Linked DNA regions of Mus musculus: regions 1, 2, 4, 5, 6 and 7 are each linked to region 3. A link is a loop called in an ENCODE intact Hi-C map of the cell type or tissue named here. Cell type or tissue: left cerebral cortex. All regions are shown on one strand. Each heading gives the region's core, and the rest is flanking DNA. Links, peaks and the distances in the headings are about the cores only.

What was found. Hi-C counts contacts between places; a loop is a spot of excess contacts. Peaks named below come from ENCODE experiments on the same cell type or tissue, not always from the same donor. Only the 100,000 strongest peaks of a DNase experiment are listed, where the experiment ranks them.
Region 1: it touches region 3 in a loop (3-fold over the local background); 8 of 42 quality-filtered maps call a loop at or near these places.
Region 2: it touches region 3 in a loop (2.6-fold over the local background); 3 of 42 quality-filtered maps call a loop at or near these places.
Region 4: it touches region 3 in a loop (2.5-fold over the local background); 6 of 42 quality-filtered maps call a loop at or near these places.
Region 5: it touches region 3 in a loop (2.7-fold over the local background); 4 of 42 quality-filtered maps call a loop at or near these places.
Region 6: a loop joins it to region 3, with 4 times the contacts of the local background. A loop is called at or near these places in 3 of 42 quality-filtered maps.
Region 7: a loop joins it to region 3, with 2.7 times the contacts of the local background. A loop is called at or near these places in 5 of 42 quality-filtered maps.

The regions. Positions count from the first base shown.
Region 1 is chr5:112,468,152-112,472,473 of GRCm38, reverse strand. It overlaps Sez6l (seizure related 6 homolog like), which reads left to right. Exons shown (of 17, transcript NM_001253916.1): 5 at 692-877. Among named protein-coding and RNA genes, the nearest start is that of Gm42160, 6.6 kb to the left of the region's middle. In left cerebral cortex, for the core only: a CTCF peak has its summit at 2,132 (motif pointing left); a DNase peak (open chromatin) is centred at 2,110.
Region 2 is chr5:112,489,041-112,493,362 of GRCm38, reverse strand. The region is part of intron 1 of Sez6l (seizure related 6 homolog like); the gene reads left to right. Among named protein-coding and RNA genes, the nearest start is that of Gm42160, 14 kb to the right of the region's middle. In left cerebral cortex, for the core only: a CTCF peak has its summit at 1,685; DNase peaks (open chromatin) are centred at 40 and 1,662; H3K27ac peaks cover 280 bases.
Region 3 is chr5:112,572,332-112,576,653 of GRCm38, reverse strand. The region is part of intron 1 of Sez6l (seizure related 6 homolog like); the gene reads left to right. Among named protein-coding and RNA genes, the nearest start is that of Sez6l, 2.7 kb to the left of the region's middle. In left cerebral cortex, for the core only: a CTCF peak has its summit at 2,524; DNase peaks (open chromatin) are centred at 942, 1,628, 2,524, 3,112 and 1 more place; H3K4me3 peaks cover 3,458 bases; H3K27ac peaks cover 2,170 bases.
Region 4 is chr5:112,654,513-112,658,834 of GRCm38, reverse strand. The region is part of intron 1 of Gm30529 (predicted gene, 30529); the gene reads right to left. Among named protein-coding and RNA genes, the nearest start is that of Gm30529, 7.5 kb to the right of the region's middle. In left cerebral cortex, for the core only: no CTCF peak of the experiment used is centred there; a DNase peak (open chromatin) is centred at 2,665; H3K4me3 peaks cover 415 bases.
Region 5 is chr5:113,052,507-113,056,828 of GRCm38, reverse strand. No RefSeq gene overlaps it. Among named protein-coding and RNA genes, the nearest start is that of Gm22740, 11 kb to the right of the region's middle. In left cerebral cortex, for the core only: a CTCF peak has its summit at 2,300 (motif pointing right); DNase peaks (open chromatin) are centred at 1,587 and 2,292.
Region 6 is chr5:112,778,335-112,782,656 of GRCm38, reverse strand. Myo18b (myosin XVIIIb) reads left to right here. Exons shown (of 44, transcript NM_028901.2): 33 at 1-72. Among named protein-coding and RNA genes, the nearest start is that of 1700095B10Rik, 13 kb to the left of the region's middle. In left cerebral cortex, for the core only: a CTCF peak has its summit at 1,991; DNase peaks (open chromatin) are centred at 748, 1,187 and 2,053; H3K27ac peaks cover 2,401 bases.
Region 7 is chr5:112,846,724-112,851,045 of GRCm38, reverse strand. All of the region lies in intron 12 of Myo18b (myosin XVIIIb), which reads left to right. Among named protein-coding and RNA genes, the nearest start is that of Myo18b, 47 kb to the left of the region's middle. In left cerebral cortex, for the core only: a CTCF peak has its summit at 1,969 (motif pointing left); a DNase peak (open chromatin) is centred at 1,973.

The DNA.
Region 1 (4,322 bases), core at 127-4,126, 100 kb after region 3:
TGGTCCCCATAAGGATCAGTGTTCCCATCCCCATAAGGATCAGTGCTTCCATCTCCATAATGATCAGTGCTCCCATCCACATAAGGAGTAGTGCTCCCATCCCCATAAGGAGCACTGTTCCCATCACTGTAAGGAGAAATGCTCCCATCCCCAGAAGGAGCAGTGCTCTGGTCCCCATAAGGATCAGTGTTCCCATCCCCATAAGGATCAGTGCTTCCATCTCCATAAGGATCAGTGCTCCCATCACCATAAGGAGTAGTGCTCCCATCCCCATAAGGAGCACTGCTCCCATCACCATAAGGAGCACTGTTCCCATCACTGAAAGGAGAAATGCTCCCATCCCCAGAAGGAAGTGCTCCCATCCCCAGAAGGATTAGTGTTCCCATCCCCAGAAGGATCAGTGTTTCCATCTCCAGAAGGAGCACTGCTCCCATCCCCAGAACCCACATAGAAAGTCAAGGCAGGGTTCACCTGTAGGCCCAGTGCTGAGGGGTGGAGGCAGGAGGATTCCTGCCAACTTAGCCAAGCTCCCCAAAATCAGGTAGAGAAACAACCCAGCCAGCAGCTCCAGCACCCAGCCCTCCTCGACAGGGTCGCCCCTCCATCCCCAGCACATAGCTGCTGCCAGGATGTGGGTCCCACAGCCTCCCTGCTCATGGCTAATGTGCTCGGGTTGCTGTCTTCTCCGCAGCCTTCATGCTGAGCTGCCCCTTTCCCCGGAGGCCCGATGCCGGAGAGGTCACGGTGATGGATCTGCACTCGGGCGGGGTGGCCCACTTCCATTGCCACCTGGGCTACGAGCTGCAGGGAGCCAAGACGCTGACCTGCATCAATGCCTCCAAACCGCACTGGAGCAGCCAGGAGCCTGTCTGCTCAGGTACCATGAGTGCTTGCCAGCCGGGCAGGGCGAGGGTAGGCCAGCACCCTCTAAGGCACTGGTTAGACCTCACGCTGTGCTGACCCCAAACCGTAAAATCATTCCATTGCTAGTTTTAACTGTAATTAAACTGCTACTGTTACGAATCTGATATGTGGGATATGTGACCTACAACCCTTGTGAAAAGGTTGAGAACCAGTGCCCTAGGGCATAGGGTGTAACCTTGGGTAAGGCCTTTGCCCTCCAGGCTGTGCTGTCATACAGTGCCCAGGGTATGAAATTGGCTCCTGAGGACACATACCACACAGCAGTGTTCTGCCCAGTGAGAACCTTGCTCTCTAGCAGTCACTCAGCAGCTGACTTGGTGGTGGCTGTTGTATATCCTGGATGCTAAGCTTTCTTCTCTGTGATCTGCCAGTTGTGAGCTCTCACGCGGGTAGCAGACATGCAGCTTTTCCCACTCGCCACGGGGTTTCCAAGCTCTCCCTGCAGTGCAACATGTATAAGCTGTTCTTTTTCATGGCTGTGTAATATTTCGTTGTGAACATTATGCTCTGTTTTGTTTACCCATCCATCCAACATTGAACTTTGGAATTATTTCCACTTTTTACCTAAGTAACTGCCCTGCTCTGAACATAGAAATTAGTTTCCATTTCTCTTAAATATGATCTTCAGAACAGTGTTGCCAGGTCGTGTAGTGTAACCTCTACAAACCCACACTTCCCACAGAAACCACACCATGCCATTTCACCTGCCACTGGTGGCACACGGCAGTTCTCTTCCTTCCAACGCTCACCAATGCACTGCTTTCTACAATCAGCACAGTAGGCCTACAGACTCACCACGTTCTCATGTTTCCATGATAAGCACTGCTGTCACATCTTTCTCAATGCTTCTTGTAGCTGACAGTATGCCATCTCTGAAAAGGCTCTTTAATCCCTTTGGCCATTGCTCAAGAGGTTACTGGGTTGTTGCTGTACTATAAGTGCTCTTTACATATGATGGATCAAAACCTTCATGAGATATGATTTGTAGGCCTCTTCCCCGGTTCTGTGGGGGTTTGTTTGGTTTTGGTTTTGGTTTATTTTTTCACATGGCCTCTTCGTAATGATGAGGTCTCTCTCATCCCTTGTTTCTTTTGTTGCTTTGACTTTGGGCTTAGCTGCTGCTGTTCTGTTTTGTTGGTTGAGCTTAGTCAACATGACCTCAAAAAGTTGGTGACAGCCTCCAACTAAGGTGGCCTGGTGCCCTCTGGTGGAAAGAAGTAGACAGTACAGGCCAGCAAGAGGAAACCTGGACTTCAAGGACAGACAGGGGGGATCCTTGGCTAGTGGATCTGACATCCTTCGAGGATCCTGCCAGCATCCACAAACGTCCACTGTTACCAGGTTCTGCGCCTATGATACGAGCTGTGAGGGTCCTGCTCTCTCCGAGTCTCTGCCCTGGTACAGGATGGCGTCTTAGTTACTGCTTGTGGCTGTAAAGAAACATTGTAACTATGGAAACTCTTCTTTAAAAAACAAAGTAATAAAAAATAAATAAAAGCATTTCATTGGGGGTTTGCTTAGAGTTTCAGAGGGTGAGTCCATGAGTAAAAAGCACACAGGTGCTTTATATCATGGTCCACAGACAGGAAGGAGAGAGAGAGAGACAGAGACAGAGACAGAGACAGAGACAGAGACAGAGACAGAGACAGAGAGACAGAGACAGAGACAGAGACAGAGACAGAGACAGAGACAGAGACAGAGACAGAGCGCCTGGCACAGGCTTTTGAAACTACAAATCCCATCCCAGGAACTAACTTCCTTCAACAAGGTCACACCTCCTAACCCTTCCCCCAACAGTTCCACTTCGTGCAGGGGGTGGGATGGGGGTGGGGCGAGGGGGCTACCATTCTTATTCAAACCCCCCAATATGTGACCAGATGAGAAAACATGGCGGGGGTGAGGAGGGCAGAGAGTGCCAGAGAGGGGTCATAGGGGTAGTGCCACAGAGCAGGTAGGGACAAGAGAAACCCTGACACTCAGGGACTCAGGGACAAGAGGTGATGGTAGGCCAGAGACCAGGGAAAGTGTCCCCAGGGAGCCAGGCTGTTGGAAACTGAGTGGGAGGTACCAAAGTGAAGGTCAAAGGTGTCGGTTTTCCCTGCCAGTGAGCTATCCTGTGAAAAGGCTGGTGGGTGAAAGGGCTCAATAGGTTTGAGGAGGTCAGCATATGCTATGGTTTGTATATGCTTGGCCCAGGCAGTGACAGTATTAGAGGGTGTGGCCTTGTTGGAGTGGGTGTGGTCTTGTTGAAGTGGGTGTGGCCTTGTTGGAGTGGGTGTGGCCTTGTTGGAGTAGGTGTGGCCCTGTTGGACTGGGTGTAGCCTTGTTGGAGTAGGTGTGGCCCTGTTGGAGTGGGTGTAGTCTTGTTGGAGTACGTGTGGCCCTGTTGGAGGAGGCATGGCCTTGTGGAAATGGATGTGATCTTGTTGGAGGAGGTGTGGTCTTGTTGGAGTAGGTGTGGACGTGGGCTTTAAGACTCTCATCCTAGCCGCCTAGAAGCCAGTCTTCCACTAGCAGCCTTCAGATGAAGATGTAGAACTCTCAGCTCCTCATGCACTGTGCCTGCCTGGACTCTTCCATGTTCCCACCTTGATGATAATGAACTGAACCTCTGAACCTGTAAGCCAGCCCCAATTAAATGTTTCCCCTCTAAGAGTTGCCTTGGTCATGGTGTCTCTTCACAGCAGTAAAATCCTAACTAAGACAGCATATGTCAGCATCACTTGGGAGGCAGAGGCAGATGAACATCTATAAGTTCAAGGCTAGCCTGGTCTACACAGTGAGTTCCAGGACAGCCAGGGTTACATAGTGAGACCTTGTCTCAAAAACAAACAAGCCAAAGAAGAACCCCCCCCCCCAAAAAAAAAGACTATACTAACATCAGAAGATGGCAGGGCAGGATGGGAAGCAGCAGCTGTTCCTCAAGAGGGACCTGCCAGGGATGAGACCATAACCCCCACACCTCCACCCTGTCACCACTGGCACACCTCAGGTTCCGGAGGAATCCACTGTCTTGTGTGAAGTCCTTCACAGGTACATGCCACAGTGGATGTTTGAGCACTCAGTCAGGAAGGACACTTTCCATCCACCCTGTCACACAGCCCAGTCCAGGGCTGAGGAGAGCTGTCACGGCTTGTCTCCTTCTGTCAACCCAACCCCTGCATGCTGTCATTCAGCATTCTGTGAACATCTACCATGTATCAAGAACTGAACTGGGCACGCTAGGTGAGCCAAAGAGGCCTTTCTTCATCTGTAAAGTGTCCACCTGCCCTCCACCCCCAACCCCGGCTCCTTTCTGAATCATCAGATGTCACTGTAAATTCGAATGGCATGGAGCACCCCAGGCCTGCAGCCCAGGGACTCTACTCATTGGCTGTGCATCCTTGAACAAGCGACTT
Region 2 (4,322 bases), core at 12-4,011, 83 kb after region 3:
CCCTAAAAAGAGACTTGTGCTGTTTGGAGCGCGCACAGTGTCGACTTTCCCTCTCGCTGGAGCCCACAAGCCCACAAGGAGAGCAATCTCCTCGCAGCCCACAGCCTGGCTCACTTTTAGAGGGCTAGCCTGAAGTCCGGCTCCTATTTAGAGAGCTTAGCCCACAGCCTAGCTCCTTGTTTGTCTTCAAGAAATGAAGCAGATCTCGGAGTGTACCCAGGGTGCTGGGAGCACTGGGTCGCTTGGTCTCCTTGGCAGCTGGGCAGGGGTTGGCTTCATGTGGTCAGGGTGCCTTTTATCTCAGAAATGTCTGATTACAGGGGCCAGGGATGGGGGGCATGGGCCCACTCTAGACTTCACAAAGCCCCTTCCTTCTCAGCAAACGGTCAGGCATCCTCCCTATGATCCAGGGCATGAAAGGGGCTCCCAGTTAGGGAGGGAAGAAGCATGTAAAATAAACAGAGCAAGAGACAGACACAGAGAGACAGACACAGAGAGACAGAGACAGACACAGAGACAGAGAGACAGACACAGACATGGAGACAGAGAGAGACAGAGACTGAGAAATGAAGACAGAGATAAGGGCTTTTAGCAATCACAAACATTCCCAACCCTACCATCCCAGGGCAGGGAAGCCACCATTGCTGATTTTTGGTCTTTATCTGGATTCTTCTAAGCTCTGTAGCAGGTACAGGAGCCTGGCTGGAAACCAATCAAAGGAAGAAAGCAACTAATTAATTAACTGGTTAATTAATTAATTAGAGCTTCTGTAGATTCACCAGGAAGGGAGCATATCTTCCAAAGCAATATGACTTTTGGTCAAGCCAGGGCCTCGTGGGCTGGCAGTGAGAAAAAGAGTCCTAAGAGTGGAAGCATGTCACTGGAGCATCTCTGTCACTACAGCCAGTGGGTACTACTTAGGGTCTCCTCTGCTCCTGCCCTGGACATTTAATTCTCAACTGCTGGTGAGGTGGTGCCCATGCACCCATTTCACAGATAAGGAGACTGAGACTCGGAGGTTTGCTCCTCCCTCAAACTCTCATTCCCAGGGACTGCTGACTGCAGGCTTGGCAGCGACCACTGGGATTTCCTTCCTCTCTTCCCAAGCACAGGATGTTTTCAAATGCTGATGGAATGGTGGAGTTGAGAGTGTAGTGCACCTCCTGGTAGGGCAGGACAGTGAGTATTAGCGAGACCTCTCTTTCAGAACCTTGAAATCCAGCCTGAAGATTTTTTGGTAAATCAAAATAAAACCGGAGTTCTGGGAAACATTATTTTACAATGTGTAGAAGAGACGTGAGTCAAGAGAACAGAGGGGACACCCATGCATGGATGACTGGGGAGACGGGGATTTCACAGGAGCTGAAGGCATTTTCTTCTGGCTGTCAGGGAGGGACAGAAGGCAATGTAAGGCAATGTAATGACATAAGGCAATGGCCGCAAGGTCAGAGGTGACAGCATTCCCAGAGTGCAGGTTTGGGGGCCAGAGGCAGAGCTAGGAGGATGCTGGGCTCAAGATTCTCCCAGGCAGCATGGGGTGGAGCGCTGGGATGGGGCTGCCTCAAACCCTAGCATCTGAAACACGCTTCTGCTCACAGTGAGAAAGAGCAGACACGCACACGTGTCGTCCTGTGTAAAGCAGCGTCTGGCTTTCCAGACCAGCCTAACGACTGTAGCACATCCTTCAGGCCACTCATTAAACTGCAATCCAATTTCCACCCAAAGCTTTCCTCTGCCTTGGGACTGGATCTGGCTGCAGAGGCAGGAAAATGGAGCGAGCTGGCAAACCCTTACATAGCTTTGGCGCCAATCAGCGACAATCTCCTTTCCAAAAGAGGTCATCAGCAACAACATCCAGATAAACTAGATCGTGACACCATTTTAAAGCCACAAAAAGAATTCAGAGTAGCTGGACTACCCGGTCCACCCTGCTTACCCTTGGGGCGCATTTCCCACCCCATGGTGGACACACTTCCCACTTCTGCGCTACCTGGGAGAAAACAGGCTCAGCAAAGGGGTAGTTCAACCAAGGTTAGCCAAGGTCGTGCAAATCAGCCAGGGTCAGATGAGATCAGACAAGGTCAACTAAGGTCAGGCAAGGTCAGAGCTCTTAACTGGTGGTCCCTCTGTTCTCATCCTCTCTCTACCTCCTCCTTCCCTCCCCACCTTCCTCCCTCTGTGCGTATCTGTGTGTTTGTGTTGTACATGTGTGTTACATGTGTGTAGTGGAGGGTGTTGCACATGTGTGTGGTGGGTGGGGGTATGTTGCACATGTGTGTATGTAGTGTGTGTTGCACATGTGTATTTTGAATAGGGATGTGCTAGATGTGAGTATAGTGTGTTGCACATGTGTGTTGCACATGTGTATAGTATGTGTTGCACATGTGTGTTCATGTGTGTTTTGGGTAGGGATGTGTTAGACATGGGTATAGTGTGTGCTGCACATGTGTGTGGTGTGTCACACATGTGTATAGTGTGTGTTGCACAAGGGTGTAGTGTTGCATATGTGTGTTTGGAGTGGGGATGTGTTGCACACGTGTGTAGTGTTGCATGTGTATGTGCTGCACATGTGTGTAGTGTGTTGCACACGTGTGTAGTGCTGCATGTGTTGCAAATGTGTGTAGTGTTGCACTGTGTTGCACACATGTGTAATGTTGCACGTGTGAAATGTTGCATGTGTGTTGCACATGTGTGTTTGGGGTGTGTTGCACACATGTGTAGTGTGTTGCACATGTGTGTGTTGTAGATGTGAGTGTTTCTGCTACTGACCTGACTAGATCCGCTGGCCAGTGAACACAGGGATCCCCCTGTCTCTGCCTCTCCAGTGCTGGGATCACAAGTGTGTTCCCTCAGGCCCAGCTTTTTATGTGGGTTCTGGGCTCAAACCCTGTCTTTATGCTTGCAAGGCAAGCACTGTACCAGCCAGGTTATCTATCACCCCAGCCCAGCCTTTCTTTCTCCACTTCAATCCAAGCTTCCCTCATCATCTATGGGTTCCATTTCTGCCATACCCAGGGCTTCCGAAGCCTTCATCTGGCCACGTGTGTATAAAATGTATCCCAGCTAATGAAGTTGGCCTAAAACCTGCACGGACCAGCAGGGTGCACATAGCCCAGACCTCTGCTCTGGTCACAGTGCACATCAGGACTGCTTCCTTCTTCACTGGGAAAGGATTTGTCCCTTCCACTGTAGGATAGAGCAGCAGCCTGGCCCACCTAATGCCGAGAGCCCAACCCCCCAGTTGGACAGGTAAAAATGTCCCCAGCTGTGCATGGGTCATACAAAACCCTCTCAGCTGTAAACTGCCAGCCATAGAATGCCACGTGATGACTATGTGTGAGGCCACGTGATGACTGCACGAGAGACCATGCAAAGACTGTATGGGGGGAGGCATGTGGTGACTGCGTGGGAGACCACATGATGACTTCGTGGGAGGCCACATAATGACTGTGGAAAACCACGTGATGACTGTGAGAGACCATGTGATGACTGCATGGCAGACCACATGATTACTGAGTGGGAGACCACGTGATGAGTTGTGGGAGGCCATGTGATGACTGTGTGGGCATGCAGATGCACTGGCCTTGGGCTTGGTATTATGGGATATAGTGTGATCCTCACAGGTCAATGGCTATGTGACTCAATTAGTGAAGATTTTACCCCACCACCCAAGGTCTAACTCAGAGCGTCTGAAGCACACTTCTAATACTGCGGGACCGTGGATGTGGGGGAAAGAGGGGAGTGGGAGAGAACCTGTGTCCCGCCAGAGTTCCAGTGCTCTGGGCAGGTGGACACGGGAGGATTGCGCACACTTTCCACATGACCCTAGGTGGGCATCTGGCTGTGTTAAGCCACTGACCCCACAGGGCACATGATGGACAAGGGGTAGCCCCAGGTACCAGATTCTCAGCATCCCATACTGGATATGGCGGAGGAGCTAAGAACAGAATAGGGGCCCCAGGGCAACACTCGGCCCGGCGGGAATGAAGGGAGGAGAAGGCAGGGGGAGAGGGGGCGCTGGATGATTCCCACACGTGCGAGAGTCCTTGGTCAGGTCTGTGGCTGGAGCACAAGATGGCCTTCTGGTGGGAGGTTAGATGCAGCTCGTTAGGAGAAAGCCCATCCCATCGTTCAAGCACAGAGGGCCTTTATGATCAGAGACAGTCTATGGTTTTAGAGCTTTATTGTAGAAAGGCAGAGAGAAAGAGAGAGAGAGAGAGACCAGCCATGGCCACGTGGAGAGAGGGTGGAAGGGAAAGAGAGAAAGAGGGCTAGAGAGTAAGAAAGGTGAGAGCTTAAGAGAGTGAGGAGGGGCCAAGCAG
Region 3 (4,322 bases), core at 131-4,130:
GGGCTGGGCACCTCGTCCCTGCCGGAGCGCGGAGGCGGGGACGCATCTGAAGGACTCTCGCCTTAGGCTGCGGGTCCTTCGTCGGTCTCTGGGCTCCCGTTTGCAGTCTGGAGACGCTTCCGGGAGAAGCTCTTGGGAGTGGGGTCCTCTCCAAACCTTCAGATTCTGGAAGCTCTCTGCAACTGCACCCGGGGCTGGCTGCCAGGTTATTCTGCCAGGCTCTGTGGAAGAGGATAGGTATAGGAAGCGGACAGCTGACTGCCTGTCTCCAGAACCAGACTCCCTCCCATCCCACCATCCCACGCTGTCTCGGACTATCCGGAGGGGCTGTCTCCTGGATAGGTCCCAGCCAGGTGTCAGGAAATTGGACTTGGGTGTGGCTTCTTCGGATGGAGGAGAGCTCAAGGCTCCCAGAACTTGGTGAGAAGAGAGATATTAGAACCCCAGGGGCTTGGCCCCCTTTATCCCTCTACAGCTTCATCGATATTAGGAGTGAAGAGAGGGTGCTGGTGAAACCCACGTGCTTGCTGCTTAGGAAGGGAAGGGGGTCTGAGTTTATGGAGATTGTCGAGATTGTCGGTTCCTTCACCTGCCTGGAGTCACACCTTTGCTCCACCCTGCTAGGGTCCCAGGAAGTTACAGTGAGATGCTGAGGTGAAGAGAAGAGGGAGGCAAATAACTCACCCAAAGCTGATCCCACCCCCAGCCACCAGAGCTAAAGACACCAGGAGAGCCCACGGTGTCAGCTATTGGGGTTGGATCACTTAACCTCTCATTCTCTTGGCAAGGTGTGACTCTTGTTTCCTCCCGTGGTAACTTACAAAACAAAGCTTGGAGCCTGCCTGAGCTGACCACAGCATGGAGCGCTTACCCCACTCCCCAGCACCCCCGTCCATCTGGAGTTCTGTATAATTGAGGTTTTCTTGATGATCTGGAGTTCTGAGGACAGAGAAGCATTGCCGCTTCGCCGCGGGGAATTCTGGGCCCCTGAGTTCAGCACCAGAGGCCCCGGACAGCTCTCAGCTCCAGGCCCTAGCTCTGGGTCCCATCACTTCGTTGTGGCCTGGAGTACCCTCAGCATACATCAGACATTATATCCCCAATCTCTTGGACCCAGAAATGGGAGCGATGGGCATGATTTGCCTCCTCTATTTAACAAAACATGTCATTGAGAACACCCCCTCCCCTTGTGAGACAGTGGTATTTCCAATTTACACCAGGTCTGGGCAGTTTCCCTAGGAAAGATGGGAAAAGAGATTTGGTTTAAATCAATGGTCTCTACCCAGCGTGCCTTTTCTTAATTAGCTGTCTCTTTCCAACAATAACGTGGTGGCCTTGAACTGAATCCAGATTGCCCTGCCCCAGCTCTTAAATCTGTGTGTGTGTGTGTGTGTGTGTGTGTGTGTGTGTGCCTGCCACTCCACAAGCAGAACTCAAAGATGCCCAGAGGCTCACCATCTTTTCTAAAGTGGCCCTACCTCTGAGTTTGACATTCTCTAAGGCACCACCCTTGGCATGGGGTGGGGTCTTAATGGCATATAGGAAAATGTCACCCAAGATCAGGATCCTGTATCCTGATTCCTCAGTGTGTGCCAGAGTGTAGGAGGGAAGGCAGGATGTGTGCATTTGTGATGTCAATTTTTAGACATTTTATATTTTGCAACTGCTCCACACCACGCGGCTAGTGAGCATATATTTTTAATTAACTTCAGGTCACTGCCAAATTAAAGTCCACGATACACTTCATCCAAAGGCTCGTTACTAACCATGGGGTTCTGACTGAGTCATAAGAAGGGAGCCAGGGTGGCCCATGGGCACTGCCAGTTCTCATGGTCCATTTGGAAACAATTGATCTTCCGCAATAAATTCTATTTTTAACCGGCAGCTCTTATCCACAAACCAGAGAGGAGAGGCATCAGAGGAGCCCAGTGTTGCAGACTTGTCTTCCTGCATGCAGTGTGAGGGGTGGGAACTTGTTGCAGGCTGTGCATTCTCTGGGCCGTTTTGATGGGAATAAAGTGTAGCTTGTCTTTTTTAAGAGGACCCCTATTGCCTAAGACATGCATGGGAGAGCAATGCACGCACACGCCGAGACTGCAAAGCCTGCCGTTCCTTTTCTTTTCCCCTTGGATTAACAAAGCAAATCCAGTATCTCTCAGTAAGACTCTAATTTGTTGCCTCCCCTAGCCTCTGACATGTGGTGAGATGTATCGTTGTTACGTCGGCCTTAAGTGTGCTTTTCTATGTGCCGTTCTGTTTCAAAGAGTTTTGGCTGCCCCCACCAGGGACTACCCGAGACAAACTTAAAAGATTCTTCTTTTATTCACACAGTTCTGCTGGTCATTAGGAAACCATATCGACTTCCTTTCTTTCTTCTTTCAAGGCATAAAAAAGGATGTTTCCCGAACAATTTGGTTTGTGACTTTTGGTTAGGAGTCCGTTCCTGCAAGCCATTCAAAGGAGCGCAATACACAAGGCTCTCCTGTGTGCCAGTTGATGGCTGCGTGGCAGGCCCATACTGCATGCCTCCACGAGGGGCGCTCAAAGCTGCAGCTGGGCAGGAAGGAGGCAGACACGTGTATGTCCTGTTGAAAGCTAGGATGGTTCTCAGCCTGGTGGTCTGTGCACCTGGCTTCACTCCCTGCCACTGGAGGTATCTGGTCCTTATGTCACAGGGAGAGATTACTGTCAGCTTTTGGCACACAGTGAAAAGGGGGGACACAGAGATGAGAAGTTTGCAGAGAATGCTTACTCGCAAGGTGTCATTACAACTCAGACCCTCATCTAGCCCTTTTCTGCCAGTGTTTGGACTCCCTTATAGTGGCAATTGCAAAACGAGGGCGGAGGCAAGGCTGCTCTGGTGAGTGGTCGGATTGAATATGAGAAGGAAATTAGCAAGGTTCAGGAAAACGGTTTGGAAATCAGAGTTGCCTCAACCCAAAAGCTCAGTCCATTCATTGATTAGGTGCACTTAACCTTCAGAGAGACCTTCTTGTCTGGTACTCCATTCTGCCATCTGTAGGACGTAAATAGAATGGAGGGCTGATGGGACCAACCTAGAAGTGTGGTTATAGGATTCTGTAACTCGTGTAAAGAGAAACCGGCATATGTTCGCACACATGCAGTGGTTTCCTGTTCCCCTAAGAACAAACTTCCTCTGTGAACAGGTACCAAGAAAGTAGCCTCCCAAAATTGGGCAAAGCAGATGCCCACATAAATACTGAACTAATTTAGGCCAAAGTCGGGGAAGAGGGGCAGCAGGCAGCCCTACTTACCTGCCCACCACCATGTAGAGAGGGAAATCTCCATATCACAGGGGGTTGGCAGCTTTCCTTCCCAGACCCCCCACGCTGCATGGCTTTGAACCCACCAGCAGGAATCAGAGTTCACAGTTAATGGCAACTAAAGATGACAGATTGGAAAGATGACATGAGAGAGCCTCCCTGTGCGCCGAGTTCTGGTATGACTGGCTCTGTTCAAGCCACTGTGACAAATGAATGAATGAATGAATGAATGAATGAATGAATGAATAAAACTCTCATGGCTGGTAGTGCAAGTTCATAAAGTCAGCAGAGTTTTCTCTGGTAGGAACTGTCTTCCTAGTTTGCAAATGTCCACTCTCTTATGTGACTGCAAAAGATAGTGGGGTCTCCTCCCTCACTTTCCAAGGGCTGCTATCTCATTTTGGGGCTCGGCCCCCTCAGGCCTTGCCGTAACTCAGTTGCCTCTGATTGGTAATTTGGGTTTTTGATGTACGGCTCGTGAGGGATATGAGCAATGCTGGGGACCCAATGTTCCTCTGCTAGGCACCACTTCTGGCACCCCAGCAAGAGATCCACAGGGTCTCGGCCGTCATCTGTGTGCTTTAATGGAGGGATGGACCATGATGGAATATGACAGGTGGCTGTGCATGACTTTTACCAGGCCTGATGGGTGAAGTCTTGCTGAGCAGGGCTGGCCCAGGAGGAATGCAGTAGGTGCCAGGAAGAGAATTCTACATGAGGCAGGGAAACCCTAAAGCAGGCTTTGCTCTTGGAATTAAAAAGAGGGGAACAGGAGCCAGCAGAAGGAAGAGGAAGAGAGGCTCACCTGGTGGACCTCATCTCAAAGATATAGATTGTGATGGTGTGAATCTGCTTGGCCCAGGGTGTGGCAGTATTAGGAGGTGTGGCCTTGCTATAGTGGGAGTGGCCTCGTTGGAGTGGGTGTGGCCTTGTTGGAGTAGGTGTGGTCTTGTTGGAGGAGGTGTGGCTCTGCTGGAGTAGGTGTGTCACTGTAGGCGTGGGCTTTAAGATCCTCCTCCCAGCTGACTGGAAGTCAGT
Region 4 (4,322 bases), core at 230-4,229, 82 kb before region 3:
CTGGCTTGTGTCCTGTTAGGACATCTTAACACGCCCATGAGTATTGAGGTGTCAGGAAGTGGTTAGGAACGCCGACGATAGTCCTGGGAAATACCCGGTTCATAAATAAAATTTCTCACTCACAAGTGAACTCAAACACAGCCCTTCAGACATGCTAACGGTCCCTAAAGAAATCTGATGTTGGATTTAATTGAATGCCCACGGAAGAGTCTCAGTGAAGGTATTGTTTACATCAGGCTGGCCTGTGGGTGTGTATATGAAAACCGTCCTAACTGTGTATATTGATATGGGAATACCCAGCCCCCCATGGTTGGCACCATTCCCTAGGCTAAGGTTAGAACAGCATGGCAGCAGTACAGACAGTCAGGAGAAATGTAGTCACTGATTGTTTAGCTGAGGACTGATGTGTCTGCTCAGAATCAGGCACTGATGGTCGAGTGCCAAAACCAGCCATGGCTACACCAAACCTTGAATTCCAGTCCTAAATCTTACCATGATATTGGCTAAGAAACCACCTCCCAAGCCCGTTTCCCTTGTTGACATGAAAGTGGGACCATAATACATTGGAAGTTGTTGACAGCCCAGGCTGAATCCTCCTCTTCTTTTGTGATTTCTGGAGACCTGGACAGCATTTGACAGCATGTCATATCAAACCTGGTAAGTTAACTTTAGAAAATCCAGGAGTCCAGGGCTGGGCTGTGGCTCAGTGGGTGCAGTGTTTATCCATCACTTGCGAAGATATAGGTTCCAGTCCCCGCACAGCATAAACTGGGCATGGTGGTGCACACCTATAATCCTAACATTTGGGAGGTGGAGGCAGGAGGTTAAAGAGAGTTCAAGACCACTCTCAGCTGCAGAGCAAGTTTGAGGCTAGGGAAAGGAGAGGAATGAGGACCTGGAGAAGGGGTGGGGGCAGAGAAGAGGACCAAATGAAGACAGAAAGAAGGACCAAAAGAGAGGCTGACTTGGAACACATTGGGGGGAGAGAGAGAGAGAGAGGGAGGGAGGGAGGGAGAGAGAGAGAGAGAGAGAGAGAGAGAGAGAGAGAGAGAGAGAGAGAGAGAGAGAGATGGGCTGTCCTCTTACATGCTGCCAGGCTGCCAGGTCACCCATATCTGGCAATGGTACAGGCAGTAATCTCCATTACTGACAGGTGATGATGTAATTGTTGCTAGGTTCCTGGGAGGAGCCTAGCAGAATTTTCTGTAGGCCAACAGAGACCCTGTCTCAAAAACCAAAAGGCAAATAATCAGCCCCATTGGGCCCCATGACCATGTAGGCAAAGACCCAGTTCTCAGGGATGCTCCAGTCTCTGAGATCCAGATTCCATCTGATGTGTTTATAAAAAGATAAAGAGAAGGGGGGTTATGTTCTGTGAAGGTGGAGTGAGATATGGAGGAAGGGGGTGCCTCTGCGGGTCCATGGTGAGGCATCCCTTCCTTCTGAGGGACCAGCCACATGAAGGTATAGTATAGAATAGAGTTTATTCAGGGCATGGGGAGGGGAGTCAAGAGAAGGAGGGAGGGAGAGAGAGAGAGAGAGAGAGAGAGAGAGAGAGAGAGAGAGAGAGAGAGGGAGGGACAAGAGGAGGAGGAGGAGGGGGGGAGGCCAGCCATGAGCACGTGGAGAGAGGGAGGGAAGGAATGGGGAGAGAGGGGGAAAAGGAAAGCAAGAACAAGAGAAAGCAAGGGAGGAAGAGAGCAAGAGAGCTAGGAGGGGCAAGCAGCCCCTTTTATAGTGGGTCAGCCCTACCTGGCTGTTGCCAGGTAACTGCGGAGAGGGTCATACCTGGCCGTTGCCAGGTAAATATGAGGCGGAGCATACCTGGCTGTTGCCAGGTAACTATGGGGCAGAGCTTAGACAGAATGCTAACATCATCCCCGACCCTTCCCCTCCCACCCTATCCCCCGCCCTCCCAGCCCAGCCCATCCCCCTCTGTCTCAAGCCCAGCCCAGTCCACTCAGCTCTTCGCTCCTGAACTATAATGCAACCTGGGCCATGTTTCTTGAACAGTCTCTTTTCTCCTCTGACATTTGAGGGGACTGACCGACCGCTCCCTTCAACAGTAGACCACATGGTGAGAGGGTCAGGAGAATCTGACCCCATGAGAAGGAACCCTCAACCAGGGGAGCGTTGTATTATTGTAGCCTCCTCTGAGCTCTGGGTGTCTTCTCAAGATGGAAAACCTGGCAGTAGCCAGGTCCAGGCACAAACAGGAGGTGGCTGCCTCCCTGCTGTTCTGCCAGACCAAAGGAGAAAGAAAACCCCTGTGTGAAAACCCTCCTCGGTGGCTTTGATGTCCCTCTTCCAAGAGACACCCGGAGAAAGGCTGGGGGGGGGGGATGGGGGGGTGCTGGAGGCGATGCCCTTCCTGACTGCTAATTATTCTCCTTCTGTGTAAATGATTATCTGGAAGGGAAAAACGGCTGAAGACTAAGGAGCTGGAGACGCCAAAGACAAAAGGCCGTCTGGGATTTGTGGAGTCCCCAGGAGCAGTCCTAACAGGAAAGCCACGCCACAGGGTCCTCCTTGTGTGTAAAGTGCGGTTTTCAAAGTCCTGGGCATGGCTGTTTTAATAAAATCAGAGTTCTGCAAACTGGAGTGTGGGTGATCCCCCATCCGTGAAACTTCCTCCAGAGACTCTATAGTAGAGACTGGAAGTCAAGCAGAAGTCTCAGCTGGCTTCGGAGTCGTCCAGCTCTGGCTTGGACTTGGCTTCTCTGCTTGTTAGAGGCAGAATCGGGCTCTTCCTACTGAGGGACTGCGCAGTAATGCTCACTCAGCTCGGAGCACCTCCAGACACGGACCCTTCAGTGATACCATCACTGCCGCTGAGGGTACCCTAGTGTTCCTATTCCTGGGCAGGGTCAGACAATGTCTATTGCGTTTTATAAAAAGATAGAGAAAAGACCAGAAAAAGGGGGTGCCTCTGCGGGCCGTGCTGAGGCATCCCTTCCCCCTGAGGTACCAGCCACGTGACGGTTTAGTATAGAATAGAGTTTATTCAGAGTAGAGGTCGAGCATGAGCACATGGAGACAGTGTAGGGGAATGGGGAGAGAGGGGGAGCAGGAGCAAATGGAGAGAGTAAGAGAGAGAGGAGGGGGCGAGCAGCCCCTTTTATAGTGAGCCAGGCATACCGGACTGTTGCCAGGTAACTGTAGGCGGAGCCTAGACTATCTGTACCCCTGGTGTGTCGCTGCAGTCTCCTAAAGGTTTACTTGTTGGGCTGGGTGTTGTTCCGCAGTGCGTGGTCTGTGAGCGATCTGGCTGAATGGATGTCCGAATAGCTGAAATTTACTGTCCGGTGGATACAGTCGGAAGAATGAGTGCTAGGAGCTCTATCTTCAAAGACCTTCCCTCTCACATTTGTTTTTGTTTGTTTGTTTGTTTGTTTGTTTGTTTGCGTCCCTCCCTGCTGGGACACTCTGCCTCAAAGCCCACAGGTCCAGAAGTCAGGGAACTGAGGGACAATGTCTGTCTCCCACAAAGTATCCCTGGGGTGGGGGACTTGTCACAGCTGCGGGACTGACCAGGCCACCATTTCTCTGGGATGCTTTAGTCCTGGATCCTTGGCACAGGCAGTGTTGAGGTGTTAAGTAACCATTGGTGAGCATTCATTAGAAGTGAGCCTGAGGGCTCTGGTGTGTTGGCATTTCTTCTAGGCTCCGCCCCACCATTACCTGGCAACAGTTAGGTGTCCCTGACTCAATATAAAATGGGCTGCTTGCCCCCTCATCTCTCTCTTGCTCTCTTCACCTCTTCCCCCTCTCTCCTCATTCCCCTCCCCCTCTCTTTCTCCATGTGTTCACACCCACTTCGTCTCTCTCTCCCTCCCCCTCCCCCCTTTCTTTCTCTCTCTCTCTCTCTCTCTCTCTCCTCCCTCAACTCCCCTCCCCAGGCCCTAAATAAACTCTATTGTATACTATATTCATCCTATGGCTGGTACCTTGGGAGAAGGGATGCCTCAGCATGAGCCTGCAGAGGTACCACGTCCACATATACCATAGGGCGCCTCCATTAAACATATCCCTGGCTTCTTTTTCTTTTCTTTTTTTTTTTTTTCTTACAAAACACAACAGGGTGAGCACTGAGCCTTCACAATCCCTGGTTGGAAAAGATCTGAGTTGCCTATTCTGCAGTCTCCCAGTTGCCAGGCAGGCTCAAGTGTGTCTCCTAGATCCACCAGGTGACTCTGGTGGCTTCTTTCTTCTCCCTGCCGTCACCCCTTGACCTCACTGTGAGGACTACAGCCACACACCCCCACCTAGACATCTTTCCAGAGCTCAATGGAGATGACAACTGTTGTTTTTATAAAGAAGAA
Region 5 (4,322 bases), core at 288-4,287, 480 kb before region 3:
CCCTGTTACTGTAACAAAATACCAGAGGCTGGCTACTTGCAAAGCAAGAGGTTGGTTCCACAGGCTGGCAGCCACCTCTGGACAAAAAAAGTCCCTTTTGGAAGGGTGAAAGGGTAGAACAATGAAGGGAACCAACTGTGGGCACAAGGGGCTGAGCTGACTCTGGTAAGGATGTCCCGCATGCCCACCTCTACAAGACCAGATTCATGACTTTCAAAGATGCAGTCCCAATGACTTTAGCCCCCTGTTCTAGATCTTGCCTCTTTAAAATGTTTAAGATTTATTATTTCCTGTTATTCATATGAGTGTTTTATCTGCATGTACACATATGCACCTCATGCATACTTGGTACTGGATTTCCCCCAAACTGGGATTATTATGGGTGGTTGGGGATCATTGTGTGGATGCTGAGAATCAAATCCAGGTCCTCTGCAAAAGTATCTGGTGCTTTTAGCCACTGAGCATCTCTCTAGCTCCACAGCCCCGAATCACCTCTCAGCACCACCACACAGTGTGTGTATGGCGGGAAAAGTGTCCACAATGTGTGTGTTTGTGTATGTGTGCGTGGGGGGGCTATTACTTACAGCAGCTGAGCTGTGGGAGGCCCACTTGACCCATAAGTGGACCAATATGTTACAACACAGTACAATATAATACAATGTTACAATACAGTACAATACAATGTTAATGGCTTCTTCTTCTGATTCTTGCTCATTCTTCAACCACCACTATCAAGGGTCTACTTTCTTCCTGGGACTAAACAAGATGGGGAGTTAAGCCCAGGTGATTATTATTGATCGAGTTGCCTCACTCATGACTTGCAAACCTGCCCCCAGGAGCTCAGAAGGCGGGGATGGGAGGGGGCAAGCATTCTTTGGATGCTGGTTGGAACAGATATAATGAAATGGTCCTAGAGTCGAGGCCCCTAATCCCACATGAGGTGTCCTTATGAGAAGGAGAAATAGACACAAACACACAGCCATGGAGAGTTATGTGGGATTGCTGGTCTCGCTGTCAACTTGATGGGACTCACCTGTGGGACATGCTCTGTGTGAGTCTTCGAGGGGATGGCCAGGAAGAGTAACCAAGGGTGATGCCCACCCTCAAGAAGCAGCACCTTCCAACGGAAGGCTTGGATATAAAGAAGTGTACTGATGGGGGGCAGGTGGGCCCACCTGCCTCCACTCCTGCCCGAGAGAGTGCGACCGCTGCTGTGGCTTGTCCTTCGTGGACACTAGCCTTCAGTGTCTTCAGCCTTGCTGTGTGGACTCGACACCAGCCCCCCCACAGAAACTTCTTGAAGAGCTATCCTGGGACTTCCTTGCATCTAGCTTCATTGACTGAAAGGCCCCTGGGTTCTCTGGATATTCACTGTGGGAGGAGCCATTGTTGGATGATCAAGCCCGGCTGAGCCAACGAAATAATTATCTTTTTTATTATGTATTTTACTACATCATTTCTTTATTGGTTCTGTCCCTCTAGGGAGCCCCAACACACCACACTAAGAACGGTATATTGCTTTCATCACCGGAGTAAGAACGTTGGAGGCAGCAGACTGGTGGAGCTGGCTCCCTGCAACCTGTGGGAGGAGCTGATCTGACAACACTTCAACCAAACAGGAACAACACCCACCTAGTTCTCTGTCCCAGACCCTCCCCCTCCCCTGCCCCAACTCACAGGATGGTGGCAAGAGAAAAGAGCCACCCCTAGGACAGATGAGGTCATCCTAAGTGTCGCAGTTTAAGTGGAGGTGTGGAGGTGTGGAATTTCCCAGGTGAAGTTGAGGTGATCCTTGGGGTGTTGGCATCCTCACTTCGTGGCGATGGCTTCCAGGAGCCAGTGCCCCAGGAGGAAGGTGCAGCTGAGTGACACTTTCTGAGTAGCTCCTCTTTCTCCCGAGGCATCCCAGGTCAGGTGGAGATGCTCAGGTTTGGGAGGAAGGGGCAAAGGTCTCACCAGTCAATGAGGCTATCTAGTGGTGGCCATCCTCAGAAAACAACCCCACCTTCCATTGAGACTCTGGAACATAGGGCGTGGCTTCCATAGGGTGGGACAGGGACTTGGTGTGTGAAATCCAGCAGGTCATAGGTTCTCTTGGGCCTGGATTCAAGGACTTGGTGGCTAGTCTTAGTCCCTGGCCCCCTTGGTCACTGTAGGGTGTTTTCTGTCCACCCCGCCCCCTTCTTTCATCCCCCACTTTTCCTGGAAGGCCACATACCGTCTCTCTGGCCTCCAAGGACCTATCAGCCCCTCTTCCCAGCCTTCGGGGAGCCATTTCCCGCACTGGCCACGAGGTGTCAGCAAAGTGCCATCCCCAGCATTCTGTCAGTCGCCGAGGTGAGCAGGGCCTCGCGTGCGCCCTGGCAATTGAATTGCTGGGAGGCTGAGCCCTCGGGGGTCCAACGCAGGAGCACTCGCAAGGACTCTGGAAATACAAGATGAGTGCAGGGAATGATCAGCATTTCGTCTCATGCTTCCAATCCCCGGCACAAAAGAACACAAACCACCACGGAGACAAAATAAATAAAACTGTTTTATTTTTGGCCTCATAGAGGCCAGGTCGCTTGGAGTCGCTCAGTTTCTTTTGGGTCTCTGCGCTGACCGCCTCGCGTGGGCACCCACGAGCCTTTCTGGTGCCTTCCGCACGAAGGACCCTGCGCATGTGTAAATCACAGCACCGACCAAGTCCCACGAAACTTCAGGAATCTTAAATTTGAATTTCAGTGGTGGAGCACGCCTTTAATCCCAGCTCTTGGGAGGCAGAGGCAGGTGGATTTCTGAGTTTGAGGCCAGCCTGGTCTACAGAGTGACTTCCAAGACAGCCAGGGCTACACAGAGAAACCCTGTCTCGAAAAAAACCAAAAAACCCGGATCTTTCTTAGGCCCTCCCAGCCCCCAAGCATTTAAAATATGAAAACATTGTGTAAAAGGATTTGTTGTGTGGCTGGGAACACACTGGCGCCATCCTAAATACCACATTCCCACATGGCAAGTGTTCCATGAAATTTTGTAGTCACGGAACAAAAGAAAGTCACAAATCAAGGCACTTTTAAAACACTAGAGGTGGCATCAGGTAAGAGGGTTACAGTAACGCAGAGACATCACAGCTACATCCCAGGTGCTGTCCGATAGCTTTCTCAGCCTGTTGGTTGGTGGACACTAGGGGTGTGTTCATACATTACAAAGGAAGTACCTAATGGTTGCAAAAGCAGCTGGATCAGGCACGGAAAAAGTCAATATATATCAAAGGGCCAAAGATACCCCAAGATCATTTGGCCCTGGACTTGGCAACATTTCAACCTGCCCATGTTGCTACATTTCTGATCAGCCACCTAGCCTTGGTAGACTTTCTATTGCTATGATAAACACCTCGAACTTAGGGAGGAAAGGGTTTATTTGGCTTACACTTCCCCATTGCTGTTCATCACTGAAGGAAGCCAAGACAGGAACTCAAGCAGGGCAGGAACCTGGACGCAGGAGCTGATGCAGAGGCCATGGAGGGATGCTGCTTATTGGCTTGCTCCCTGTGGCTTGCTTAGCCTGCTTTCTTAGAGAACCCAGAACCACCAGCTAGCTCAAAGATGGCTCTGCCCACAATGGGCTGGGCCCTCCCCCATCGAAAATATCCCACGTTTGCCTACAGTCTGATCCCATGGAGGCGTTTTCTCAACTGATGCTTCCTCCTCTCTGATGACTCTAGCTTGTGTCTAGTTGACACAAAACCAGCCAGTACACAGACAGCCTTTTTCCTCCAGTTCTCCTTCAGAACATAGATCAGGGTAGCTCTGCTGCAGGCCTCAGGTGATATTTGGTGACATTCTTAGCTCTTGGGTTGGCTAGTGACATGTTAACATCCTTCAAAAATGTTTCTCTTGGAAGTCAGACGTTCTGGCATCCCTCGCTCAGCCATCTTCCCCGCCCCTCTGTCTTTCCTTCCTCCAGCTCCAGATAGGGGCTTTCTATCTGCCCACATCGACCCTGATTCATCTACCCTCACCAGACCCCCACCATCAGCTCATCAGCCCCTCCCCCCGCAACTGTGTTGGCCCATAGCAGGCTTCCCTATTGGACTTTGAGCTTCACCTGGACAGAACCCTGGTTAGCTCACCCCAGGGTCCCCAGTGTGTCACACAGCCCCTGAGACAGAGCAGGTATGTGACAGCTCATAGCCGAGCAAACGTGTGAAGGCGTCCCCTCCTTACCTCCTTACCCCCAGATTTCAAGTGCAGATATTCTTGGTAGGAAGGAATCATTGGGGGCTCACAGTGGGGTGTGCCTTCACTTGTACCCCAGGGAACTCACTCCACCTTGGCTGGATGGGG
Region 6 (4,322 bases), core at 67-4,066, 210 kb before region 3:
TATGAAGAAAAACAGGTGGCTCTCCATGAGAAGCATGACCTGGAAGGCTTGATTGGAACCCTGTGTGACCAGGTAAGGCCACACAGTGGGGACATCTGAGGGTTCCAAGAGATGGCTGGATGCACGAGAAATCCAGCCACAAGGAGAGAGCCTTCGGTCTTCAGGAAGGGCTGAGGACAGGCCTTTGAGCTGACTTCTCCCTGTGTCCCCAAAGTACATGCTGCTCCACCCACCCTTTCTGCTGGCTCTTTGAAACTCTCCGAAGTTAAGAACAGCATTCTTAAAAGAACACAGGGAAGTAAATAAGAGTGACCTTACTCAGGACAGACAGATGAAGCAATATGGCTGTCAGTGGCTGTTGGCAGTCAAATGTAAATAATGCTTGTATTAAGAGGCTGCATATAGATGGCCACCATGCCCACAGCTGACCTTTAAGGGACAAGATTTTTCTAGGACTGGCAGCCATGCTGGGAGCCAGGCAGGAGTGTGTTCTACTTCTGCTGTCTGTCTGTCTGTCTGTCTTTGGGCAATAGCTCTAAGCATTGTTTAATGCTCTAAGCTCTAAGTTTGTTAATAGCTCTAAGCATGTAGATTTGCAGGGACCCTCGGGCCTGTCCCTGTTCTGGGGACCTCAGCCTATCTCTGTGGCATTCTGAAAATGATGACTCTTGTGATGGGGACAGTGTGTGGGATGCTGAGCCTACCACCCACCACAAGCTGCCACAGTGTGTACTGTAATTTCCCAGAGCTGGCACGGCAGGTCCCTTGTCTCCGTGAAAGCTGTGCCGTTTCATCTCTGTGACTCATCCGGTCATGATGATTGGCTTCTGTACTTTCTGGGAATCGTTCATAGTCTGTGTATAGACACCAACCAGTTTCTGATAGTTTAAGTTTCGATACTCTGACTGTGGATAACTTATACCCTTATGGATGATGCCCTTCAGTTAATAAAGTGCTTCCAATGAAGCCAAACAGACCTCTTATTTACAGCTTATGCTTTCCTACTTTCAAGTTGCCCTCCTTAATTTCAGTTCATGTTTTACCATACGCCTTCAAAGCTCTAAACTTCTTTTTTTTTATGTGTGTATAATTAGATTTTAATCCATCTTACGTAGGTGTGTGGTATGAAATAGATACCTATGTTTTCCCTTTTTCCCCCACCACCATCCCTCATGCCGTGGGTGGGGACAGATCCCCATTCTACTGGCTTCATGCTCCTCTTTGCTCCTGCACAATCTGGTCCTGCTGGCTAGCTTTCAATAAATTGCAGTGTCCTAAATAGCTTTAACCATCTAACACAGGAGCAAGTCACCTTAGTAATGAGTCACAGTTGAAGGATTACCAAGACTAGGTTGGGCTGTGGACATGCATGTGGAGAAGTCAATTAATGTAGGAGGGCTTGGCCCACTATGGGCGGCACCATACCCTAGGCAGGTAGTCTCAGCTTTATAAAGAAGCTAGCAAATCATGAGTCTGAGGGAGTCAGCAAGCAGCATTCCTCCATGGTGTCTGCCTTCAAGCTCTTACTGAATTCCTTCTCTGACTTCCCTTCGTGGTGAACTGTAACCTGGAAGTGCAAGCCACAGATATCCTTCTCTCTGCCAAGTTGTTTCTGGTCATGGTGTTTTGTTTTGTTTTGTTTTGTGTTTGTTTTTGTTTTGTTTGTTTGTTTTTTATCATAGCATCAGAAAGGAAACTGTAACACATAGGGACATCTTACCTAGCCTATCTTTGAAGATAACCTTGTCTTCTTGAGTCTTTAATAACCTTAAGATGCAAGTCATGAATGATAGAGGGCCTACCCAGCCTACATGGGACCCCATATTCCTGAAGTAAGAATATTTTAATAAATCCTGATATGGAGTTCCTTCCTGCCTTTGACCATTTACGTTCCCAGATGAAAGACACACACACAGCCTTATGCAGCACAATAGCTGGGCAGCTGCCTATCCTCCATGCTGGTAGAATCCACCTCCTACCGATAACTCTGTGTTACTGCTTACTAATTTCTGTTCTTCCTTGGCTGCTCTTAACTCCGATTACTCAGACTTCTGGCCCACGTCCTTTTGGCCCAGAGCCCAGGGTTCTCTCCTTGCCTCCCTACCCCATGGCAGCTCTTGTCTCTCTCCTGCACACTCTTCTAAGGCATGATAGCTCCTTTCTGTCTTTCCTCATGGTCCCAAGCCTGGGAAACCTAAACCCCGCCTATGTCTCTTCTCCCCAGCTGTTGGCTGCTGGCATCTTTATTTACCAATCAGAATTCACTGGGGAAAGGTTCCCTCAGTGTCTCTCTCATGCAAACAATTGTGGGCAGCATTAGGCCAGCCTACGACACATTCCACCCACAGAAAACCCAGCAGCAAAGGATGTCAGTGTCTGCCGAGCCCTGGTTATTTTTGCAGAGGACCCAAGTTCTATCCCCAGTGGCTCACTACTGTTTGTACTTTTTATTCTCAGGTTATCCAAAGTCCCCTTTTGTCCACTGTGGGCACAAGGCCATGCACATGATACACTGGCATTCATGTAGGCCAAACATCCCTATGCATAAAATAACAATAAATAATTTTTTAAAAAGAAAGAAAAGGTTCCATGAGGAAACTTGATTCATTGGAACGGCTGATTTACAAGTTAGACTGGAGACAACTGTCAGCTTCATGGTAACACTGTTATTGACCTCAGCCCTATCCATCTCTCACAATGCCTGTCTCTCTCTACCCACAATGCTTATTTCCTAACCACGTGTGCCGTGAGCACCCGAATTAGCTTTATTTGCAGGAAACTCCTGATTTCCACGGCTCTATGACCAGTGCTTGTTTAGCGTTTTGCTTTGTATTTAATCGTGTTATGCATCCTGTGAGAAGCCTCCTCGATCTTTGTATGGAGCAAAATTGCTGAGTTTGTTATTTCGTGATATCTCACCTGTCAATGATTTTAGGCTTTTCTATGTTCAAGATCTTACCACTGGGAAATGAGAACAATTTTGCCTCTTTGGGCATAGGAAAAAAATCTTAACTGTTTCCAAGAGGGACTGGCAGTTGGTTCTCCTCCAACTTACCCACTGGTCTCAGCTGCATATTAGCAAATGTGACTTTCTTACCCCTGGCTCGATGCGAATGCCACTAACGCTTGGTCATGTGACTATTTCAACCGTGTGTGTGTGTGTGTGTGTGTGTGTGTGTGTGTGTGTGTGTGTGAGAGAGAGAGAGAGAGAGAGAGAGAGAGAGAGAGAGAGAGAGAGAGAGAGATAGATCAGTAACTCTTGTCTGGTTAAATCTTCACCCATTGGGAGCTTTCTAGTATTGGAAAACCTGTCAACTCTTACCTTGTGCTGCTTTTCGGTGGAGAGCTCCCCTCTGAGTCACGTCACCTGTGGAGGAATGTCTCCCATGTTGGTTTACTTGGCCCTCCAATCCAACAAGAGTTCAAGGCCAGCCTTGGCTACTTAAGACCATTTTTTTTTTATTATTAAAGCAAAAGGTTCTAAGTCCCATTAACTAGAAACACGTGAATCACTTAGCTCTCAAAATGACACTTCCTTCCCATTAATCTAAGGAGGCACTTCCTCCTCCTTCCTCTCTTCTCCACACTCCCCATCTTCCTTCCTCCTCTGTATTCTCCCTCCCCTTCTCCCTCCCTCCTCCTTCCTCTCTCCTCTTCTCCCCTCCCTCCTCTCTCCTCCCTCCTCTTCCCTCCTTACTCTCTTCTCTACCCTCCCCCTCTACCTCCCTCCTCCCTCTTCCCCTCCCCTCCTACCTCCTCCTACTTCCTCCACCCTCCTTTCTCCCTCTTCTCCTCTCCCTTCTACCTCCCCCTCCTCCCTCATTTCTCCCTCCTCATTCCTCCCTTTTCTACACTCCTTTCTCCTCCCTCCTCCCTCTTCTACCCTCCCCCTCTTCCTCCCTCTCTCTTTCCCCTCCTCCTCCCTCTTCTCCCTTCCCTCGTTCCCCTGCTTTCTCCTTCCTCCCTCCTCTCTCCTCCTTCCTCTTTCTCCCTCCTCCTCTCTCCTCGTTCTCCCTCCCTTTCTCCTCCCTCGTCTTCATTCCTCCCTCCTCTACCCTCCTCTCTACTCCTTCCTCCTCCCTCATTCAATCCTCCTCCTTCATTCCTCCTCCACCCTCCTCTCTTCTTCTTCCTCTTTCCTCCTCCTTCCTCCCTACTCCCTCCTTCTCTCTCCTCCTCCCTTCTTGTCCCTTTGATAATTAAGATGGAGAGGACAGCTTGGGCTGAGGTTTTCTCATGGATTCTGTTAGCAGAAAGCTGAACGAGGCCGGGCATGTCAACACTTCAAGGGGCCACTATGCTCATAGCCATTCCAAACACCA
Region 7 (4,322 bases), core at 87-4,086, 270 kb before region 3:
AACCTTGGGGTCTCTTCCAACTCAACCAGAGTTTCCCAGAGAAGAGTCTAATGGGACCTGGGAAGTGTTGCAGGCTCTGTTAAGGCATCCTGAGGTTACTTTGGGCTAAACACACACACACACACACACACACACACACACACACACACACACCCGCCCCCCGCTGGAGACTCACAAAAGTGGCTTTGAAGGCCCTGAGAAGTCCCATAGAGATGACACTTACCCAGGCAGGGGTATGGTACAGGGATCGGTTTCCTCGGTGTGTGACCTGGGAAGAGACTTTGACTGCTTTCCCTCCATCTCTTTCCATCCTATATTTTGAAACAAGGCCTCTGGTTGAACTTGGGGCATTCTGATTTGGCTAAGCAAGCTACCGGCGCCTGTCTCTGCCTCTCCACGGCTGGGATTGCATGCCTGTGCTGATAAACCTGGCTTTTTCTCATAGGTGCTGGGGATACCATCTCATGCCCTCCCTTTACAGACTAGGCCATGTCTGAGCCTCTGTTTCCTCTAGTGTGTTAGATGAACTCTGGGGAGACAGACACCAACTCTGAGGCCAGCTTGCCCTGTTCCATGCCTCTGTTGCCACTGAGAATCACTGAGTCAGCTCTGCCCTGCCTAGGTGACTGATGGTTTGAGCCTGGCCTCACTCAGACAAATGCAGGTAGCCTCTGGGGGAAAAAACAAGATGACAGCAGGAGAGAAGGCAGCTTGCTGAGAGGTTGGCTTACTTTCTGGACCTTTTCCTAGGCTGCCATCATTTAAAGTGAAACCCAGCTAGACACTGTTGTCTGTGATCACAGGCAGGTGGCCTATCCTGAACCTGTCCTTGGCTAGCTGAGGGCAAGATGCTGAAGCAGGTGTTCCAGGACACGGGTACACATGAGACATGAGCCTAGAAGTGCCAGAAGGGCTTGCTGAGATCTGGGGAGCAGGAGTGGGGCTGCCTGCCCCCTGGCTACAGAGGGGTTTTGTTTTATACCAGAAACGAAAGAAATGGCTGCCAGTCCAATGTGCAGTGGGGAATGACCTCCGCACTCAGGGAGATGCCCCAGGCACAGCTTTGGGAACTCTAGCTGGTGCTGAGAAGAGCATCCAGCAAATGTGGGCAACCCTCTGCAGCAGGCTGGGGGCAGGGAGAGACACACCCTGTCCCTGTCAGAACTAGTCCAACCTCTCTCTTTGACAACCCCTTCCTGACCCTCTCTGTCCAGCTCCCTTCTGTTTTATCTTCAGCTTGATCTCCTGCTGTCCTGATGGTGGGCTGAGGGTCCAGATGGCTGGTTTCTTTGGGTAAAGCGACTCTCGTACATTCTCTTTTCCATGTCATTCTCTTTTTCAAGTGTTGGTGGGGAGGCAGGGGACAGAGTGGCCAGAGCTGGCTGTCAGCCATTCAGCTCATCCACTCCTGGACTCATTCCTCCCTGGGTGACTTATCAGGGGTCTGGTGACAGTAATGAACCCTCCGCATCCATGGAAGACAGAATAGCGGAGTCGCTGCCGCACAGGGTCTGGCCAGGACCCTGTTTGCTTTCTGTAGCATGCTGGGCAGGAAAATAGACTGTGTGTCTTGGTCACACTCTCCTGGAGGGTTTGTGAGCATCCCAGAAGTGTCCCTGGCACGTAAGCCCCACGCAAATCTCAATGGCTGTCATTACTTTTAACTGACGACCACACGGAGGTACATCCCTGTTTATCTAGATGCTGGGGCATGTTCCCCTACCCCAACCTCGGTGTGGGTCCTTCTGAGGAGCACAACAAAGTCCTTAGAGGGGGTTAGTAGAAGACGCTGGGATAACCCACGACCCCATTTCAGTAGAGAAGTAGCTTTAGTCAACTGAACCCCTAGAGGGGACGCTGGTTTCCAAAGCTAGCATTTTCCTGGTATAAGACCTTACAGCCATTTCCTGAAGCAGCTGACAGACCTGTAGCTGGGCCCCTGCACGGCCAGGGCCTGGCCAAGAGCGCCCCCTGGAGTTTATAGGTGGAGACACAGCGGCGACAGTGTACTGGGCATGCCTGCCTTCTCCACCCAGTCTTTGAGCCTAAAGGGATCTTTGGAACTCTCACGACATGCCAAAGGTCATAATTGTGCTTGAGTTGTGGTCATCCGCGAATGGCAGTGGTGGAAATTGTAATCTGAAGCTGTGATCTTAGCCAGGGCCTTCTTTCTCCCCCTCGGGTGGCTCTTCTGAGCCCTTGGCTTTCCTGGGGTGCCCGGAGCAGCTGCTCCTGTCTGAACCAAGGCAAAGGAGTCGAGTCTGGGTTCAACACCTGGGCTACTGGCCACGCCCCCAGCAGGCCTCCCGTAACTCCTCCCAGAAACCTCACCGCCAACCTCCTTCTCCTCAGCTTCACCAGACTCTGCAGGTCACTGCAGGGGATGGGGGTGGGGTGGGGTAGGGGGCAGAGACTCCAGGGCAGATGTGCACAGTGGTGTGGGGTGGGGTGGGGTGGGGGAGGGGGCGCGGAAGACAGCAGTGGGGAAGCCGGCTCTTGTTAGAGAGTTCCCAGGACCCTCCTGCCCCCTCCCCACTCCCGCCCCCACCCCCACCCCCACCCTAGGTCTGGTCTCATCCAGGGGTAAATGGACCATCCGGCTCCTCTCCAGTGCCTGCTCAGCTCCCTTTTTAAGAAAGAGAGAGCTGGCTTCAGCATCGCGGAGGTAACGGATCTAATTAGAATCTAATGGCCTGCTGGCGCCCGTGTCGCGTATGTGTTTCTACTTCTCTCTTGTGACAGGCGACAATGATTCTCATTGGAGATGGAGCACTAACGTCTCCCTTTACACATGTTTGTCTGAGAGAAATAGACGGCTCGGTTCACGTCAGGAACCGTGTACCCGGGTCCTAAGGATGTGCTAGGTGACATCTGAAGGATGGGGTGGGCTTCAGAGGTTGCGGGTTCTTCCACTCGGTGGCTCTGTGTTGTCCGGCGATCCTCTGAGTCCCTTTTGTCACCTCTAAGCGACAGCGACCACCCACGTTCACTGCTCTGGCACCCCAGAGGTGAAGGTGGTGATGGGGGGGGGGTGCGGGGGGAGACGAAGTTCAGGCTGGTTAGTCATGGGCAGAATCTCCCCCAGGGTTCCCATTTCTCCCCGAGACCGACTGTTCGATTGTTCAGTTGTCTACTTGGCCCACTGGGCCCTGCCAGCCTGTGGGGTAGCTGAGACTCTGTTTCAGAGAAAGAAACACATTTGCAAGGAGACAGAACTCTTGAAAGGAGCGCATTGTGATTTGTTTTAATTAGTCAGTTATTTGTATTTGGGTCACAACATCAGCCCACAGCTACTGTAGGGAATTTGGAAAATGTCAGCTCCTCGCCCTGTCGTGATCCCCGGCTGACTATGTTCCTGTTTGTCATGTAATTTAAAATAATTTGAAAACATCTATTTCTTTGCGTAGCATGCACAGACAACCTGCAGGACTTAGTCCCAGAATTCTGCCTTGAGGGTCCTGGGGATTGAACTCTGGTCTTTCAGACTTGGTGGCAAGCCCCTCACCTGCTGAGCCTTATCACCATCCCCTCCCTGCTCTCTCACTGTGACAGCATTTTAGAAATGACTTCACATCCTCTTGTGGGACGGTTCCTTGTCACTTTTACTTAAGCTTTTGCTTGTAAGCATGCTCCGAGCTCCACGAGGTCAGGTGGTTTTAAGTGGCCTCCACTTGGCTGCCCTCCTCCCTGCTGTGCTCCTCATTTCTGTCCCAGGGCCTCTCTACCAACTCCTAGTCTCTAGGTTCCTTCCTGGTCACAGCTGAGCCCACTGTCATATCCTCCCAGGGTCCCTCTGAGCAGCACATGCTAACACAACCACCATCTCTCTGTGCCCACACTAGTCTCTCCCTGCAGCGTGCACCACCTGAGATTATCTCACCGACTGTCTGTCTGCTTGCTTCTTTCTCAACCCCTTGCCTGGACTGTAAGCTGCAAGAGGGTCATCATTTGACGTGTGTGACTTGCTCTCACGTCAAAGGTTCTCAGTAAACATGGGCTGAGCATACGGGTGGCTGGTTGGATATGTGGCTGGGTAATTGGGGAAGTGGCTGTGTGGGTGAATGGGCAGGAAGGGGTCGAAAGGTAATGGGCATGCACATAAATAAATACATGGGTATGCACATAGATACATACATGGATGTGCACATAAATATATACATGGGTATGCACATAAATACATACATGGACATGCACATAAACACACAGGTGTGTACATAAATATATACATGGGCATGCACATAAGTAAACATGGACATACATATAAATAAATACATGGACATGCACATAAACAGACACATGGTGTGTACATAAATACATACATG